2 separate regions of the Homo sapiens genome follow, and region 1 is linked to region 2. The links are chromatin loops, found by intact Hi-C in ENCODE. Cell type or tissue: MCF 10A. All regions are shown on one strand. Links, peaks and the distances in the headings refer to the core of each region. The heading gives the core; the rest is flanking DNA. Region 1 holds the start of LOC102723739 (a long non-coding RNA gene). Region 2 overlaps CYP1B1-AS1 (CYP1B1 antisense RNA 1).

Evidence for each region. Peaks named below come from ENCODE experiments on the same cell type or tissue, not always from the same donor. Only the 100,000 strongest peaks of a DNase experiment are listed, where the experiment ranks them.
Region 1: it touches region 2 in a loop (7-fold over the local background); 3 of 110 quality-filtered maps call a loop at or near these places.

Annotation. Positions count from the first base shown.
Region 1 is chr2:38,235,862-38,244,451 of GRCh38, forward strand. LOC102723739 (a long non-coding RNA gene) reads right to left here and starts at 3,729. Exons shown (of 4, transcript XR_007086289.1): 1 at 3,197-3,729. In MCF 10A, for the core only: no CTCF peak of the experiment used is centred there; a DNase peak (open chromatin) is centred at 3,770.
Region 2 is chr2:38,170,492-38,179,081 of GRCh38, forward strand. All of the region lies in intron 2 of CYP1B1-AS1 (CYP1B1 antisense RNA 1), which reads left to right. It also overlaps a transcript of LOC107985871 not described here. Among named protein-coding and RNA genes, the nearest start is that of CYP1B1-AS1, 44 kb to the left of the region's middle. In MCF 10A, for the core only: no CTCF peak of the experiment used is centred there; DNase peaks (open chromatin) are centred at 990, 4,290, 6,270 and 7,850.

The DNA of each region.
Region 1 (8,590 bases), core at 112-8,111, 65 kb after region 2:
ATAGATGGGCACGCTGGTTTAGATTTATAGGTCCAGGGCAAACTGATCCAACTGTGGAATCACTGAACCCCCCTTGGGTTTCAATGAGGGTACCCTTGGTAGTTACTTTCGGCCCTAAGGGGTTTGACAAAATGGGACAGACAGGGTTTTTACATCTGAAGCCAGAATACAGAATCTTTGTTCATTGAGGATCTTCATACATGTTACCTTATCTAATACTTTCCCTAACTTCCCCCAGTGTTTCATGTTTGTTATATTTACACATGGTCTTATAACGACGTGTCTATGTCTATCTTGCCACATTGCCCAGGCTGGTCTCGAGCTCCTGGGCTCAACCAGTTCTCCCACCAGAGCCTCCCAAAGTGCTGGGATTACAGGTGTGAGCCACTGCACCCGGCCTAGTTCTCAAATTATATGGAGGAACAAAGACCTAAGAGTAAATAAAGCACTCCTGAAAAGGAATATCAAGACTTATTCCAAAGCTAAAATAACAAAGACAGTGCTGTACTGGCACAGAAATAGACAAATTGCCCAATGGAACAGACTAGAGAAACAGAGACAGAGAGAAAGAGAGAAGGGTGGGTACTTGAGGATGGAAGAGAAGGCACTGCGGATGACAAGGAAACAATGAACTCTTCAATAAATAGTGCAAGGCCACTGGTTACCTACATGGGGGGGAAAATACTGTGACTAATCCCTGCTTTGCACCATGCAGAAGAATCAAATGCTAGCAGATTTAAGATTTAAATACACAAGGCAAAACTCTAAAACTTTTGAAGGCAACATGGGAGAATATCTTTAGAACATCAGAGAGGTGAAGGTTTCTTAAAGAAAACACAAAACTATGAAAGAAAAATAATAAATTTGGCTACATTCAAATTAAGAACTTCTGTTTAACAGTAGACCCCATGAAGAAAGTGATCAGAAAAGCAACAATGTAGGAGAAGATATTTGCAATATATATAACCAATATAATCTACATAAAGATGATGTATTTTTTAAAATCTTTTCAAAGTTCAATAAATAAGTTAATAAATACACAGTTCACAGAGCAGAAAATATGAATAGCCCATAAATATATAAAAGAATACACAACCTCATTAGTAATCGCAGAGACACTAAGATACCAGTGGGACTTTACTTTTTACCCACTGGATTGGCACAAATTAATAAGGCTGATATTGTCAAAAACTTGGGCTGGGCGCAGTGGCTCAGGCCTGTAATCTCAGCACTTTGTGAGGTCAAGGCAAGTAGATCGCTTTGAGCTCATGAATTCGACACCAGCCTGGGCAATATGACGAAACCACATTTCTACAAAAAATACAAAAAACTAGTTGGGTGTGGTGGTGCACACCTGTAGTCCCAGCTACTTGGGAGACTGAGGTGGGAGGATGGCTTGAACCTGGGATGCAGAGGTGTGGGGGTTCAGTCAGGATGGTGGGAGAAATTGTAAAATTATGGGAAATAAACGCAAACCCTCTTGGAAGGCCTGGAGGTCTGCATAAAGTGTTTGGCTGAAGGCAGAATTCTCTTAAAAGCTCAGGGCATGGATACATAGGAATGTAGAGTAGTTTATCTAAATAGCTTGTTTATTCATGTGGTCCTAAGACCAACATTTGGTCAACCACAGATGCATGATTGCTCTCTACTCAGGAGGTCAGCAATGTCAATTACCCTCTAGTGGTTTTTACTCAAGACCTTTGTCATCTAATCTATACTGAATAAATGTGAGCTTCGCTGACTGAATGGAGCCATGGCTGCTACTCTTTACAGAACCTTCCTTGGTGTCTGTGAGGGGCCCAGACCCTTAGCTGGACTGACAGGCAGAGTATCTGTGTCAGTGTACATTACTCATCCGTTGTTGGGTGAGGGTCTGCAGAACAAATGCCCGCACAGAGGTTGCAGTGAGCTGAGATCATGCCACTGTGCTCCAGCCTGGGCGATAGAGCCACACCCTGTCTCAAAAAAAACAAAAAAAAAAAGAAAAAGAACTTGGAAAGAGTATGATTCAACTGGAATCTTTATTCACTCTTGGCAGGAGTCTAAATTGGTATAACCCCTCAGAAAAAATAAGTTAAATATATTCATATACCTTATAGCCTAGCAATCCTACCCTAGAGAAACCCTCGCACACGTGCACAAATTCATGTGGTTGTACTTCTAAGTATAACCCTAGAGAAATTCTTGCATGTGATTTACGTATGGGAATGTTCACAGCAATATCAAAATAACAACCAGAAACAACCCAAGTGTCCAAAGTGTTCAGAGAAAGAATAAACAATTATTTATAACTACTCACACAATAAAATGCTAGAGACAGTAGTGAAAATAATGAACTACATGCAACATGGATGAATCTTAGAAACAAAATACTGAGTGGAAAAAAAGCAAATGAAAAGAAGACTGCATGTAGCATAATACCATTCTGATAAAGTGGACACAATCAAATAATATGTTTCTTAAGGTTATCTACATATGTGCTAAATTATTATTTTAACCAGGGCTTTATAGAAATAAAATTCGGAAAGCTGGTTACTTCTAGGGACTTGCAGGGGATGGCATAGGAAAGGAGCCCACCAGCTACAGCAATGATATTGATCATGTTCTAGTTTAAGGACGACTCACAGGTGTTCTTCCTGTTATTACTATGCCTCATCCCTTAACTGTGTGATACTCACATTATTTTGCATATATCAGCTATTACATAATAATAGCAAATAAAAATAAAAGAACAGGCAAGGCACAGTGGCTCACGCCTGTAATCCCAGCACTTTGGGAGGCCCAGGTGGGCGGATCACCTGAAGTCAGGAGTTCGAGACCAGCCTGGCCAACATGGCGAAACCCCATCTCTACTAAAAATACAAAAATTAGTGGGGTGTGGTGGTGAGTGCCTCCAGCCCCAGCTACTCAGGATGCTGAAGCAGGAGAATCGCTTGAACCCGGGAGATGGAGGTTGCACTGAGCTGAGACCACACCGTGGCACTCCAGCCTGGGTGACAGAGCAAGACTCCATCTCAAAAAATAAATAAATAAATAAATAAATAAATAAATAAATAAATAATAAATGGCTGCAGTTTTACGATAGTCTCAAAAAAGAAAAACAAAAAGAATAAAAGGAAAAAAATCAGGTGTCCACGCTTTTCTGAGAATACAGAAACAAAAGTCTTTCAGTTACTCACAATTTTTCCATACTCACCAACACAGAATGTCAGAAGTGGACCCCAGCAAGGCCCTGTAGACCCATCACTAATTAAGTAGATGAGGAAACGGAAGCTCAGGGATAATACGTGACTGCTCCATGATCACCTGGCAGAGCCAGGAGCCAAACCCAGGTCTCCTGATATTTCTTCTCTTAGATCAAGTCCCCAGGCAGTGGCCTTCAGTCTGGTAGATAATAAAAAGAAAACTCCAGTCTTCTTTATCTTTGTATCTCTAAGACCTAGCAAAGGGCTTAATAATTTGTTGGCCCTCAAAATGTTTTGTTTCTGAATATTATGGAATTCCCATTGGATTCGTCACAAGAAGTCCTCAAAGTGGTAAAAATTCTCTCTTCTGGTTCGGTGGCTTCAAACCAAGAAAAGGTTCCTGGAAGCAAGACAGAAGAAACTATCGGCCATATCACTAATGGGCATTGCCAGAACTCATATGTGTGGCCATACCGGAGGAGATCCCTGCGGCAGGCAGGGCTGCATTTTCTAGCCGGTTCCAGCAAGCCAGCCTCGCGTGACTGACTTCTTTAGTTTAAGGTGCAGAACTCAAGGGAAAGGAGCCAAACCCTATGAATGTGTCTGTACTGCCTCCAAGGCAAGGAGTGGCCAGGATCTGTGGCTTGCCTGTGGAATGAGCAGTGGAAACACTCTCTTCCATTATGTCTGCAGAATAGGCTGGCGGGTGCCACATTACGTTAGTAAGCTCCTGGCAAGGCACGTGGCTTCCATCTCACTTCATTAGCAGCTTTCCTGAACTTCAGGTTTTCCCGGTCCCTGATTCTAGGAGTTAAAGTTCCCTCTGGTACCATTATTCTTCCTCCGTGGGTTTTTCTAGACCTCCCCCATCCCCAAGGGTCTGACGCAGGGCCCTGGTTTGTAGCTCCTATCTGGGAGAATGTGCAGCCAAGGGTCACAAAACAGACCTGGGGGACTGGCCTCCCCCGAGGGATGCTGGGTCCCAAGCGTCCAAAGGTGCCCTGATTTTCCCACCTGCAATGATCAGTAGCCAAGTTCTCTGATTTTATCTCAACTCTTTCTTGAGCGCGTTGAGATGAATTTTGAGTCTCTCCATTCATGACATGTCTCCCTTTATTCAAATCTTATTTTATATCCCGCAATAAAGTTTCTTGTATTCTTCATCAAATCTCCACATTCCTCAATAACTATATTCCCAGATGTGTTTCATTTTGGGTGACTTGGGCCAATAGTCTAATGAGGCAAAATAATGGGCTGCTTCTGTCCTGAGATGCCCGCTGGCTGGGAGCACTAATGATGACTTAAGGCCGAGATGCACCAGTTGTTTATGGACCACGGATGGCTTTTCTTCTGGGATGAAGCTCTACCTTCCTGCAGGTTGTACTAAGACCAGATGCTTGTTTGTGATTCTGGTTTGTGCAGGTCACTCCCAGGGGTCTGTGCAGTGGGAGCCTCAGCATGGTTTCCCACATGACAGTCCTGCCAAGAGCAGGGGTGGCCACCCCAGCTGGTCACTGCACCTTGGCCCTCTGCCTACTACATGCAGAAGGGGCTGTGAGCAGGTAAGAGAAAAATGCTTTCTTCTCATCTGAGGCTCATGGGTACCTGGCTCTTGGGAGCACCAGTGGCAGGTGCAGCTCGCAGCCGACTGATGTCCTCTCCCTTCAATCCAACAAGTGCAGCTTCTGAACTTACACCTCCTCTGTGGAGCTTTCAGGATACAGAGGGCCTCTGGCTTTGAAATCAGTTTCACTTGGATGTGTAAAGCCCAATTTATAGACTTTACTTATCTTTGTGTTGTTTTGTTAAACCGAGTTTTTAATTCCCAGAAATTGTGGGCTTCAACTTCTGTGCCTGGTTTTTCATGTTGCTGATCTTGATGGTCCACCTTTAAGACCTGCTGTCACAGGAACTGTCATCCACACACGGGACACCTGTACGTGCTAGAAGACGTCGCACTCCGGTAGGCCCAGCAGCCTAAGTAGCTGGCAGAGGGAGGGCAAGGTCTCTGTGACTGGGGGAGGCAGACATCCAGATGCTTGTGAGGGTTCTGCCTGCCCTGCTGCCATCCCCACTTGTCTCCTTCGGGAAACCGTATTTTAAAGAAAGTAAAACAGCCTACTCCTTTTCAACTGCTGTAATGTTTCATTCCTAATCCTGCAGAAAAATTCCCTTATGTTTCACAAAAATAACATAACCTTGGCAGTGTAAAATACCAGACATCAGGGTAAAAGGTGGAAAGAGCACTGGGCATGGGTTCCAAAGAGCTGTGCTCCAGGCAGATGTTCCTGAGACAACCTACAGCATCTCAGGCAACCCAGGGTCCCCTTACACTTTGTCCCATATGATTTCACGAGAGCAGTAACACCTACATAATAATGTGGAGTGAGACCAAATGACTTGGCCAAGAGCTGTGCAAATCTTATGTATTATAGACTAATATAATACATAAGATAGCAAATAATATAGCAAATGTACCATAAATATCTCATTTCAGGACAATGATTTATTTAATGACTCCCAACACACAGAATATAAGAGAGTCTTTTAACACTAGAAAGTGACAGCAAGAAAAAAACAGTAATACCAGTTCCTATTTATTGAGCACATACTACATGCCAGGCACTATGCTAAGGCCTTCACATGAAGTATTGTATTTAATCCTCAGGCAGGTAATTTTATTCACCTATTTTTTAACCAGAGGAAAGAGAAAAAATTAAGTTTAGCAAATTTTAGCAAGCTAAGTGACTTGGCCAAAGTCACTCAGCTTCTAAGTGGCAGAGCTGGGATTCAAACTCAAAGTATCAAAAATTTGAGTCACGCTCCAAGAAACGTCCAAGCTATCATGAAGAATAAAACATAACCATGAATAAGACATAGTCACAGAAGAAGAACAAAATTCATCATATTTACAAGTCAACAACATTTTATAAGGTGTACTGTAGGCATATACCATCGATTTATCCAATGTCAACGGAACCAGAAGAGGGGCAGAGAGAGAGAGAGAGGGATGACTGATAATTTGGAAAGACATCATGGAGAAAATGGTCTGTTACCTGTGCCTTGAAGGATGAGGAGTATTTCAACAAATGGAGGAGAGAAAAAATATGTCCCAGGCAAAGGCGGGTGAGCACGAAAGCTCGGAAACAAAGCACATGTCGGGTAACATACTTTGTGCAGCTGGAATGTAGGAAAAGTAAAAGGAGACATGGCTAAAAGCAGAGACTGCTAATTGTTCTCTAGTATTCATTTGTCCCTCTTCCTTTTAGTGAGAAAATCCCTCATTTTATCTTGACATGCGACTGCCCAGCAGAAGGCTACCATTCCCAGCCTCTCTTGCAGCAATGTGTGGCCACATGACTAGGTCTGAGTGCTGGTCCTGGAGCTGAAGTGATGTGCTATGAAAGCACTGCCCCAGGACTTCCCTCTTTCCCCTTTCTCCGGGATGGAAATGGTGACAACTAGCGCAGCTGCCTGGGACCCAGATATGGCATCCACAGGCAGAGGGTGACAAAGCTGCCCACCCACACCCGGACACTTACCTGTAGACACATGGGAAAGGAAGAAGCTTTTATCTTATTTAAGTAATGGTAATTGGGATTCTGGAACAAACTCCAGAATCACAAATATTTACTGTCTGACCCCAAATAATACAGGGCCCAGTCTTATAGGGCCTTAAATTCCATGGCAATATTTGGAAAATAGTTGGCAGGCAAAAGCGTGTCTTGGTTTGAAGCATCCGTGCTCACACAAAGAGGTAGCATCACAGTTCTCTTAAAGAGCACTAATGTATTAATGGAATGCCTTTAGAGCAACTGAGTTTTAGATTATGTTAGAGCTAGAGCTTGAGGGTCAGGAAAATGTGTTTGCCAGGATCTCACAGCACAGGGTAGTACTGGTTTTATTGAGAGAACTTTGCTTTCAAAACCATAAAAAGGGAAAGGAAAGTATATGAAATATGTGTCTGAGCAAAATTCCACAAGAAATTATTTGCCCTTGAGCTTCACTAAAGTGCTGTTCCCAGTTATTCTGGAATAGGATTAATCCAAGGTGGGCAAAGTTTAAACCAATGGTACCCAAGTAACATCCACCATTTTTCTTCTTCCATGTCAGAACACAACAACAAATTAGACTAAGAACTAAAGTAAAGCCTGTCTCATCTATGTGCTTTTAAAAGAAATGGGTATTTCAGATAAGTTAATTTTCCAGATAGCTGAAGGTTAAGTTCCCTTCTGTTACTTTATCATTGGCCAACAACAATTCAACTACTGCTACTGTTTTCAAGATGATTGTAAACAACTGCAAACACAGGCACTAGACTGCATGCCAGCAATCATCAGAAGATGATCCTCTGGGTAATCAGAACCAGCATGCTTAATTTCTTTTAGATTGCCATTGTAACAGAAACACAACATTTAAGCATTTTCTAGAGAATGCAGGATAAATCCGTAGCTTTCGTGCTTGAGAAATGCAATTGTAAGCAAAAAACATTTTGAGAAATGTGGTCTATTAATTAATCACTGCTCTTTCATAAATATCACTTTATAAAATATATTCAAGACATTATTCAACATGTGTTGTATATTAAGTATTTCCACTACACAGACTTATTCCCCATGGATCTGTGCTGAGGGAGGAAAAATTTAAATGAAAAGCAAAAGTTTGTAGTTCTCAAATTGCACCTAAATCAAATAAGCAAAAAGTCGAGATACTTTCACTGGAAGATAAAACAGTCCATTGGTTTACAAAGTACTTGCATTCTTAGAAAACTAGTGTATTTTACCACCATGTATAAAAGTATTTGTGTTTATATGTAAAATGGAGTTCACCTCTAGGTTCGGGCACTTACAAATGGTTTTGTACCCACATGAATTTGTGGTGGAACATTAAAAAGCACAGGATGGGGTCAGGCATGGTGGCTCACGCCTGTAATCCCAGCACTTTGGGAGGCTGAGGCAGGCGGATCACTTAAGGTCAGGAGTTCAAGACCAGCCTGGCCAACATGGTGAAACCCCATCTCTACTAAAAATTAAAAAATTAGTTGGGTGTGGTGATACATGCCTGTAATCCCAGCTATTCGGGAGGCTGAGGCACAAGAATCACTTGAACCCAGACAGTGGAGGCTGCAGTGAGCTGAGACTGTGCCACTGCACTCCAGCCTGGGTGACAGAGTGAGACCCTGCCTCCAAAAAAAAAAAAAAAAAAAAAAAGGCACAGGACGGTGCTCTGCATAGCAGGATGACCAGCATCCCTGAACCCACCTATTAAATGCCAGCAACACTTCCAATCATTGTGAAAGTAAAATCACTGCCTCGCCAAAACTCTCAAAATGCTTCCCTGGGGGCAGTAGCACTCCCTCTGAGTGAGTACCACCGTCAGAGTGCCTCGTCCAAAGCGCTGTCTTG
Region 2 (8,590 bases), core at 272-8,271:
GAGATGTACAATTTAAAAGCTCACTAAAAAATGGCAAATTAAATTTCATTTTCTACTTACGGTTGATAGACGTGACTTTTCAAGGTCAGGCATATTAATTGGCTTTCAGATATTAAGCACTGTAGAAAGAGGGGACATATTTAAACTTTCCTTTAAAATAGTGGTTTCCATCATTTTTCATGTTATTATACACAAAGAAAGTGACAATTTTACGGCACTACGGTAAATAGACTAGGTCATTTGAGGCAGAGATTGCTGGCCTGGGCCACCCCAGGTCCACCTAGGCTCCCCAAAGACTGAGGAATACCTATTTTGTATACAAGTGAGCTGCATCCACTAGTTAAGAAGCCAAATCAAAGACTGTCTATGAGGCAAAACATATACTGCAGCCATTTGGGGGAAAGAACAAAGCACTGAACTAGAGGGCAAAGACCAACATTTTGGTTCTAGCTCTGCCAAGTGTAGGACATTGGACTAGGCACTTAACTGCAGTAAGCCTCAGTCTGCTTGTGTACAAAACAGAGTAAAAGATTTCTTGCATTTCCTACTTTACAAGGTCAACATGAGGATCAAGAATACCATGTTCATAAACATCATGTACAACCATAGAGTCCTATAGAAATGTGTGGCCTGATGATGATAATGAGTATGACATTTTTCTTCCTAGTCCTACCTCCATTTAGACCACCCTTCCTTTCAAGAGTCCCCTGCAATGGACAGGAGTTGACACCAAGGAGAACAATACAGCTGCTAAATCTCAAGTGGCTAGGAGCACAGAGTGTGGGAAGCTATTCTGCAGCTGTGTTTTTGAGTTGGGCCAAAGAGCTAGTGGGGTTTTGGCTTCCCAAGTACCTTTGTTGAAACTCCCTGGGGAATTTTGCTTTATGAAATTTCCAGCAATTGGAGATCCCACTGGGTTGGTGAATAGAAGCCTAAAGGGCTCCCTGTTGGATGAAAAAATGTGTTTGAAGTCTGCTGGGAAGAGCTGTAGGAGGGAGCTGAGGGTTCTTCCATGACTCCTACTGTGCATTGACAGAAGCTGTCCCTACCACTGTTGATTGCCAATTATTTTTGTCTCCAGAGCCAAAGAAAATATATTTGAATTTGACCCATCTTTCACTAGGATCTACAGATGGTGAAATATTAATGAACAGGTGGGTTGCACAATATTCCAAGATTGCGTTAGAATTGATTTTTGTAGGCTAAATTATTAACACCAGAGTTGCTGACATATATTCTCATATGATTAGCAAACCCAGAAGCCTTAATATCAACACAGAATACATTCAGAACCATCAAACACAACATCTACTTTGCTGGGAACAGAATACTAGGTAAAGGAATTGAGATCTCACACAACACTCCTCTGAAAATAGGGACAGCTAATTTTGTAATGGATTGCCAGCAAAAGCTGTGACAATGCCTACTCTGGAAGTCTCTAAATTTCTTTTCAACCTGAGAAGGGTGTTCCATGATATTTACTGGAGTAAGAAGTGATGGAGGAGGTAGAATAGTTCTGGAAGTCAGGTCTCTAAATAGAACAAATCTTGGGATCCTCCAAGTTTCAGTCTATGCATGGAATTATGTTTAAAGAGGCAATATCTAGTAGCTAAATAATAGCTAAAATTGTTCCAATCATGACTTGCACCTCTCAAAGATCATTATTCAAGTAATGCTTCTATCCTTTCCTCCAGCTCAGTGTTTCCTGAACTTCCCCTGCACTGATGCTCTTGCTTACCTAAGCCTCTTCTTCAGCCTCTTCTCCATCCCTGGACAATTCAATGCACTGCATGGACCTTGCTTAGATTCTGATTTGAGCAAACCAACTTTTCTTCTTCTCCTTCTCCTTCCTCCTGCCTCCTTCCTTCTTCTTTCAGATAGCATCTCTCTCTGTTGCCCAGGCTGAATGGAGTGGTGCAATGACAACTCACTGCAGCCTCAACCTCCTGGGCTCAAGTGATTCTCCCACGTCAACCTCCCCCAGTAGCTTGTACTACAGGCACTCAACACCGTGCCTGGCTAATTTTTGTATTTTTTGTAGAGACGGAGTTTCACCATGTTGCCTGGGCTGGTCTCAAACTTCTGAGCTCAAAAGTGATCTGCCTGCCTCGGCCTCCCAAAGTGCTGGGATTACAGGCATGAGCCACCACACCTGGCCTCAAACCATCGTCAATGCAACACTTTGAAGACAATGAGGGAAATCTGAATTTGGATAGTGTATTAGATGATACCAATAACATATTATTAGTTTTGATAGGTGTGATTAATGGTATTGTGTTTATGTAAGAAAACACCACTATTTTTAGCAATCAACACTTAGATACAGAAAGCTAAAATGACACAATTCTGGGATTCGGTTATCATACATCAGCCAAAATAAAGGAGGAAGGAAGGAAAAATGTACAGAAGTAAAAGTAGGAAAATACTGATAATTCTGGAATTTAAGTGATTGATGTTTGAAGTCCAGTACTATATTCTCTATTTTTGTGTATGGTTGAAATTTTTCCTATTTCCTGGGAAAATTTTCCTTGAAAAACTTTTTAAAGAATTTTAAAACTTCTTTTCAAAAGAGAAAAAGAAGGACTGGGGTGGTGGATCATGCCTGTAATCCCAACACTTTGGGAGGCCAAGGCAGGCAGATCACTTGAGGCCAGGAGTTCGAGACCAGCCTGGCCAACATGGTGAAACCCCATCTCTATTAAAAATGCAAAAATTATCCAGGCAAGTTTCCACACACCTGAAGTCCCAGAGAATCTCTTGAACCCAGGAGCCGGAGGTTGCAATGAGCTGAGATGGCGCCACTGCACTCCAGCCTGGGTGACAGAGCGAGAACTTGTCTCAAAAAAAAAAAAAAAAAAAGGGAGAAAGAGAAAAGCAAATGCAAATATCTTCAAACGTCATAAGAAAAGGCAAAAGTGAATCCGATAAATATATTTTAAAACAATAATAAAAGAGGCATTTTGCTGACAGATAAATTCATGAAACAAGACTGACTTTTTTGAATGCCATTCATAGAACTGCCAGGTCAGCTGTGTAGTGTGAGGTATATTTCAATGCAAAATACTGAAATTATAAAAACAGGATTATGCACACAAATGTTTCAAGCCTTTATAATTTTTTTAAGTCCAAATGGCATAGGTCCATTTATAAAATATTTTCTGAATTTATATTATGATTTAAACTAGCAATATCCTATTAATTAACTTATTTAAAATTCATAAGGAGACAAGTTATTTAAAAAAAAAAAACACTCTTGAACTGAGTAAAAAATAGCACGAAGTGAGGTTCAGCTCTGGGGAGAAGGGAAGTTGTGCTAAAACTTTTCAAAATGGAATTTAACCTCAGACTTTTAAAGCATCACTTTCTTTAAGGATTCACGGCTTTCCTCCCACACTGGTCTGGGGCCAGTGTCTGGAGTAAAGTATTGCTACTCCTAAATGAGATTTTAGAAAGTAGCATAGTTTCTGAAAGGAGCAGCCACTGGAAACCAAAAACTTTCTCAGGGTACTCAAACGGTTTGAAGAGAACTGATATTTGAAAACGGAAATCCTTCCATTTGTGACAACATGGACAAACCTGGAGAACATTATGCTAAGTGAGATAAACCAGTCACAGCAAGACAAATACTGCCTGATCTTTTGTATATGTGGAATCTAAAATAGTTACTCTCCTAGAAGCAGAGAGTAGAATGGTGGTTGTCAGGGCTGGGGTATACAGGAAATGAGGAGATGTTGGTCAAAGGGTACAAAGCTTCAGCCATGCAAGAGGAGTTAGTTCTGGAGACCTAATATACAGCATAGTAACGACAGTTAACAATACCGTATTGTAGACTTGAAATTTGCTACAAGGGTAGATCTTAAGTGTTCTCACCACAAAAGAAAAGAGGCAGCTATGTGAGGTGATGGGTAAGTCAACTAGTTTGATTGTGGTGATCATTTTCCAATGTATACATATATCAAAACATCAAGTCATATACCTTAAATACATGCAATTTCTATTTGTCAGTTATGCCCCAATAAAGCTGAAATTTTTTTTTTAAATGAGAACTGATGTTTGCATCCAGTTGCTGCTAAAGGCACAAATTTTCTTTAAAAACTATTGAATGATTTTCCAGCTCTTACAGACATACTGGGAAGAAAAAAGTTAAAAACTATTTGAGAAATTTGGATTGAACTACCTCATCCTGTATGAGGTAAGGCCAATGTGCAATCTTGCATTGCTAATCACTCAAGCAGAGTGCTCAGAAGCTGGGAAACAGGCTGCGGTTAAGAACATTGCTTAAGGAAGAATAATTAGATCCTTTCCGTGTCTCATAGCCACAATTTTTTTCCAGCTTTGGCTGTTGTTTGAGCAAGACCTTGTGTATCAAACATTGATCTAGCCAAGTGGCTTAGTGGAGAATTTGCTCAAATTGGTTTTTTAGTATCTTGTTGGCAGGAGGGGAAATGACTGCTTGAACGTTTCAGCCTTAATGCTGACATGTGGTGACTTGAAGCCAGGTGAATGAAGGTTCCTCCAGCTAGAGAGGTAAGATGAACATGCCGGACCAGGAAGAAAGCAGGTCATCATGTTAGACAGGTGCAATTATGTGCAGAGACTATAAAAGAAGAGAAAAAGACATTTAGTCATCAGAGAGCAGCCATTCAAGTAAGACCTTGAAGGAAAGGGAGGGTGAATCAAACAGAAAATATAATGTAAGCAAACGCACAGAGGCTATACTGTGGAGAGGATGTGGGGAAGAGGGAAGTGGTCCATTTGACTGGAACAGAGGGTAAATTTAAGGCAGTAGGAGGTCATAAGACTTATGGAAAATTTGGAATGCCAAAATGGGACTGTTATGTGTTAGGTTGATACTGGGTGGGGGCACTGAGGATTTTTAAAACGTGATCAGGGCTGCCTTGTTGAAGGTAAACCTAGCGGTGGTAAGTCAAATGAAATGGAGTCATGAGAGAACAGGTGGTACTAATCACTACCAGTACTGAGTGCTTTGCAGATGCTACTTCATATACATAATCTGATTTAATTCTGATAGCAAGAACCGTTATTAGCCCACTTTACAGATGATAAAATTGAGGCTTAGGGTGATTAAACAACTTGCTCAAATTCACACAGCTAAAGCAGAAGAGGCAGTGTTTTAATCTAGACACAGGTACCTGCCCTTAATCACTATGCTTGACAGCTTCTTAAGCTAGAATGGGTGGTAGGTGACCGGGGTCTGAATTAGGAATTTGGAGGTAGTAATGGAAAAGAGGGATCAAATTCTTAGAGGTAGGATAGGCAAGACTTCACCAACAGGAGCCTACGGAGGTCTGTGATTTGGTGGCTGCGTGAAAAAGAAGAATGATACTGTTACTAACCTAAATAAAGAAACCAGAAGAAAGACTTGGCATCGATTAAAAGATTATTAATATGGTTTTAGTTATATTGACTTTGAAATGCCATGAGTAGATCCAGTGAAAATGTCCATCCAGCCATCGGAAATGTAGTTTGGTTGCTAAAGAGGGGAGATGGAGCTAGAAAGAGAAGCTGAGGCATCACGTGCAAGCAATAGAGGGGCAAATACGCAAGGGAGGGTGGCAGAAGAAAATCATCCCAGGTGTTTCTTTTCTTCTTACTCAGCTCGGAATAGAGATGACTTCTGAGTTTTTATCTACTCCCATTCAGGAATGAAATGGAGAAATGTAGGTCAAAATTTTACAAAATGGTCATGTAGAATAATTCTCTGACTTCCCATCTCTGGGAGGAAGAGAGGCAGCTTTAGTAGAAGTGTGAAGATTCTAAGCAAAATTTAAGTAAAATTATTAATTTTTTTAGAGATGGAGTCTTGCTATGTTCCCCGGGCTGAATTCAAACTCTGGGCTCATGAGATCCTCTCACCTCAGCCAAGTATCTGGAACTGCAGGTGTGCCTCACCACTCCTGGCTGTCTAACTAAAATTATGAAGGGCAACCCATTATCTCTTTACTTTCTCTTGCCCCAGAATAAGACAAGAATGCCGAGGCCTGGTCAGTATCCCAGGGTACCACCGCCAGTGCTGGCCAGAGCAGGCTCTGAGAGGCTAACACAGGCCACAGAGCCTAGGGCCTTGTTTTGGAGGGTGAGGTGAGGCTTAAAGCTGGTAGGATAGGCGCCCTCTGAGATTCGCCATCTGAGAAGTCAGTCAGTTCTTTATTAAACCATTCTAAACAACAGAAAGTGCAGTGGGTGGGCAAGATTCCACTGCTGAATTCTTCAGCAGGCCCTGCAAATGAATGACATGGTGTCAATGGGAGGGAAAGTGAAGCAATAAACACAGATGGTGTTTGTGCAATCTCATCTGGGTCAAGGAAATCACCTCATCACTCTTCTTTGATGGGCAGATTCCTATCTCTTAGTTTACCATTTTCCTTACTAATTCCCTCAGCTCCATCCAATGTGCATTCTTGTGTCAAATTGCATGTTCATGAGTATATTACATGTTCCTGTTGTGAGTATGCAGGGGTTACCATGGGATGACCCCTGTGCTATGAACTTGGAACCTCAAGAAATTAGATTGCCTTTTAAGAATGAATCAGAGAAGAAATACAGGAAACCACTTTAAATAACAAATGTGTTCCTAGGATAGCAAGATTTGACTGGACCCTGACTGACGAGATTACTATACCTAAAGAAAGAACGCATTCGTGAGAAGGAGAGTTCTGCTCAGTTATGAACAAAGCAACTGCATTCAATAAATATTTGTTGAGTACCTACTGTGTTCCAGCAGAGAGCTCGCATTCTAGCTGGGGAGACAGAAAACAAATAAGTGCATTTATAATTGGATGTCTGCTTGTGATATGTGTGTATCCCAGGCAGAGGGTCCACAGAACAAACAACAGCATCTAGTGTGGCTCGGAGATGTGCTCACTCAAGTTCTATGCCAGATTTGAGAAGCCTGCTTGACTCTAACATCCCAAATCTGCATTTCCAGCACTTGGGTGACATTTTGACCTACCTAATAGCTCTCGGGTTGATTTCTCCTGTGTGACTTTCATGAAGACATACATAGAGGAAAAAAAGCACATATCAAAAGTACTCAGGTCAATGAATTTTCCAAAGTGAGCACACCTATGTAGCCAGCACCCCAAATCCCTCCTTATAGCCCCTTTTACCACCCTTACCACTGAAATGTAACCACTATCCTGAGACCAGCACCATAGGTTTGTTTTGCCTTTTTCTGAACTTTATATAGATGGAAATATACAGTTCATACTCAATACATGCTGCATAGATTCTTTGATTCAATATTACATCTGTGGGATATATTCATGTTGTTGTTTGTATTGGTGTTTTGTTCTTTTTTCATTGTCAGATTTCATGGTATCACTACATCACAGTGTATTTTATTTAAATGGACATCAGGGTTATTTCCACTATGCCACTATTCTTTTAACAAACTATTTTTCTGCAGGAATCTGTTAGAAGTGGCTTCTGATGTTTGCAACTAAGAATCCTGCCTGATCCACATTTGTTTTAATTCTAAATTTGTATTGGGTTACCTAGGTTTTGTATTGATTAAGAAATCAAGTGAAAATTTCGGGGTTTTTGTAGAAATTCTTCTTTTTAAACTACGCTTTTGAAGACATAGACATATTTTTCATGAGCTATTTGCCAACGAAGATCTGCTTACTCTGTTTCAACAGTGAAGCCTAATGATAAAAAATAACATTCCATGTAGATAAAAGCTGTGACTTCCCAGCTTAAATACAGCACTTTCTGGAACTACAGCTATAACTTGTGTTCTCTTAGGTTGCTAAACAAGTTGGTTAGGAGCTTTTCTCCTCAGGGTTCAACCACATGACTGCTTCTGGGCAGTTCGAGTGGTTTTCATCCTCATTGCACAATAGCAGAGGTTTTGAGGTTGTGTTTTTCTCCACATTGCCCATTTCCCTGGCGGCCACTCTCAGGAGCTGTGAAGAGCTCAATTTAAAGACAGTCATATCAGTTATTCATCAATTACTGGGATCTTTTCATTTTTTAAGCATATCATATCAACACCCCTTTTGTAGGACTATAGCCTGTCTGAGCGGGGCTGTAGGAGAGAAGGGTATACCTCTCTGTCATTACATCATTTTCTTCTTTGTCCGGGCCATATCAATTGCCAATGCCTCATTCAAGGCCTGACTTTTGAGCAATGAGATGGACCAGCCAGCAGTCATTCCTCTCAGTGACTCAAGGAGACTGACATTTGTAATAACAAGGAGTTACTGAGCACTTGGTATGTATGCCAAGATTCTTAGTATGGACACCAGGGATCTGCAGAGCAAGCATGTCCATTTCATTAAAACCAATCTCTCCACTCGTGCTCTGGATACCATCCCCTTGTCCTTCCCAAAGACTTTCCTCCTGCAATAAACCCTTCTCTCCCTAACATGATCAATTTCTCTCTCCCTCCTGGATCATTTCCATGAGAAGGCAGATGTGTTCTGGTGCCTACTTTCCAAAAAAAAACATTCTCTCACATCATTGCTCCCTCCAGACACAATCCTATTTCTCAACTCTTTCACAGCATGCCTTCCTGCAAAGAATTGTCTGTAGTCACTGCTCCACTTCCTCACCTCCTTTTCTTAGC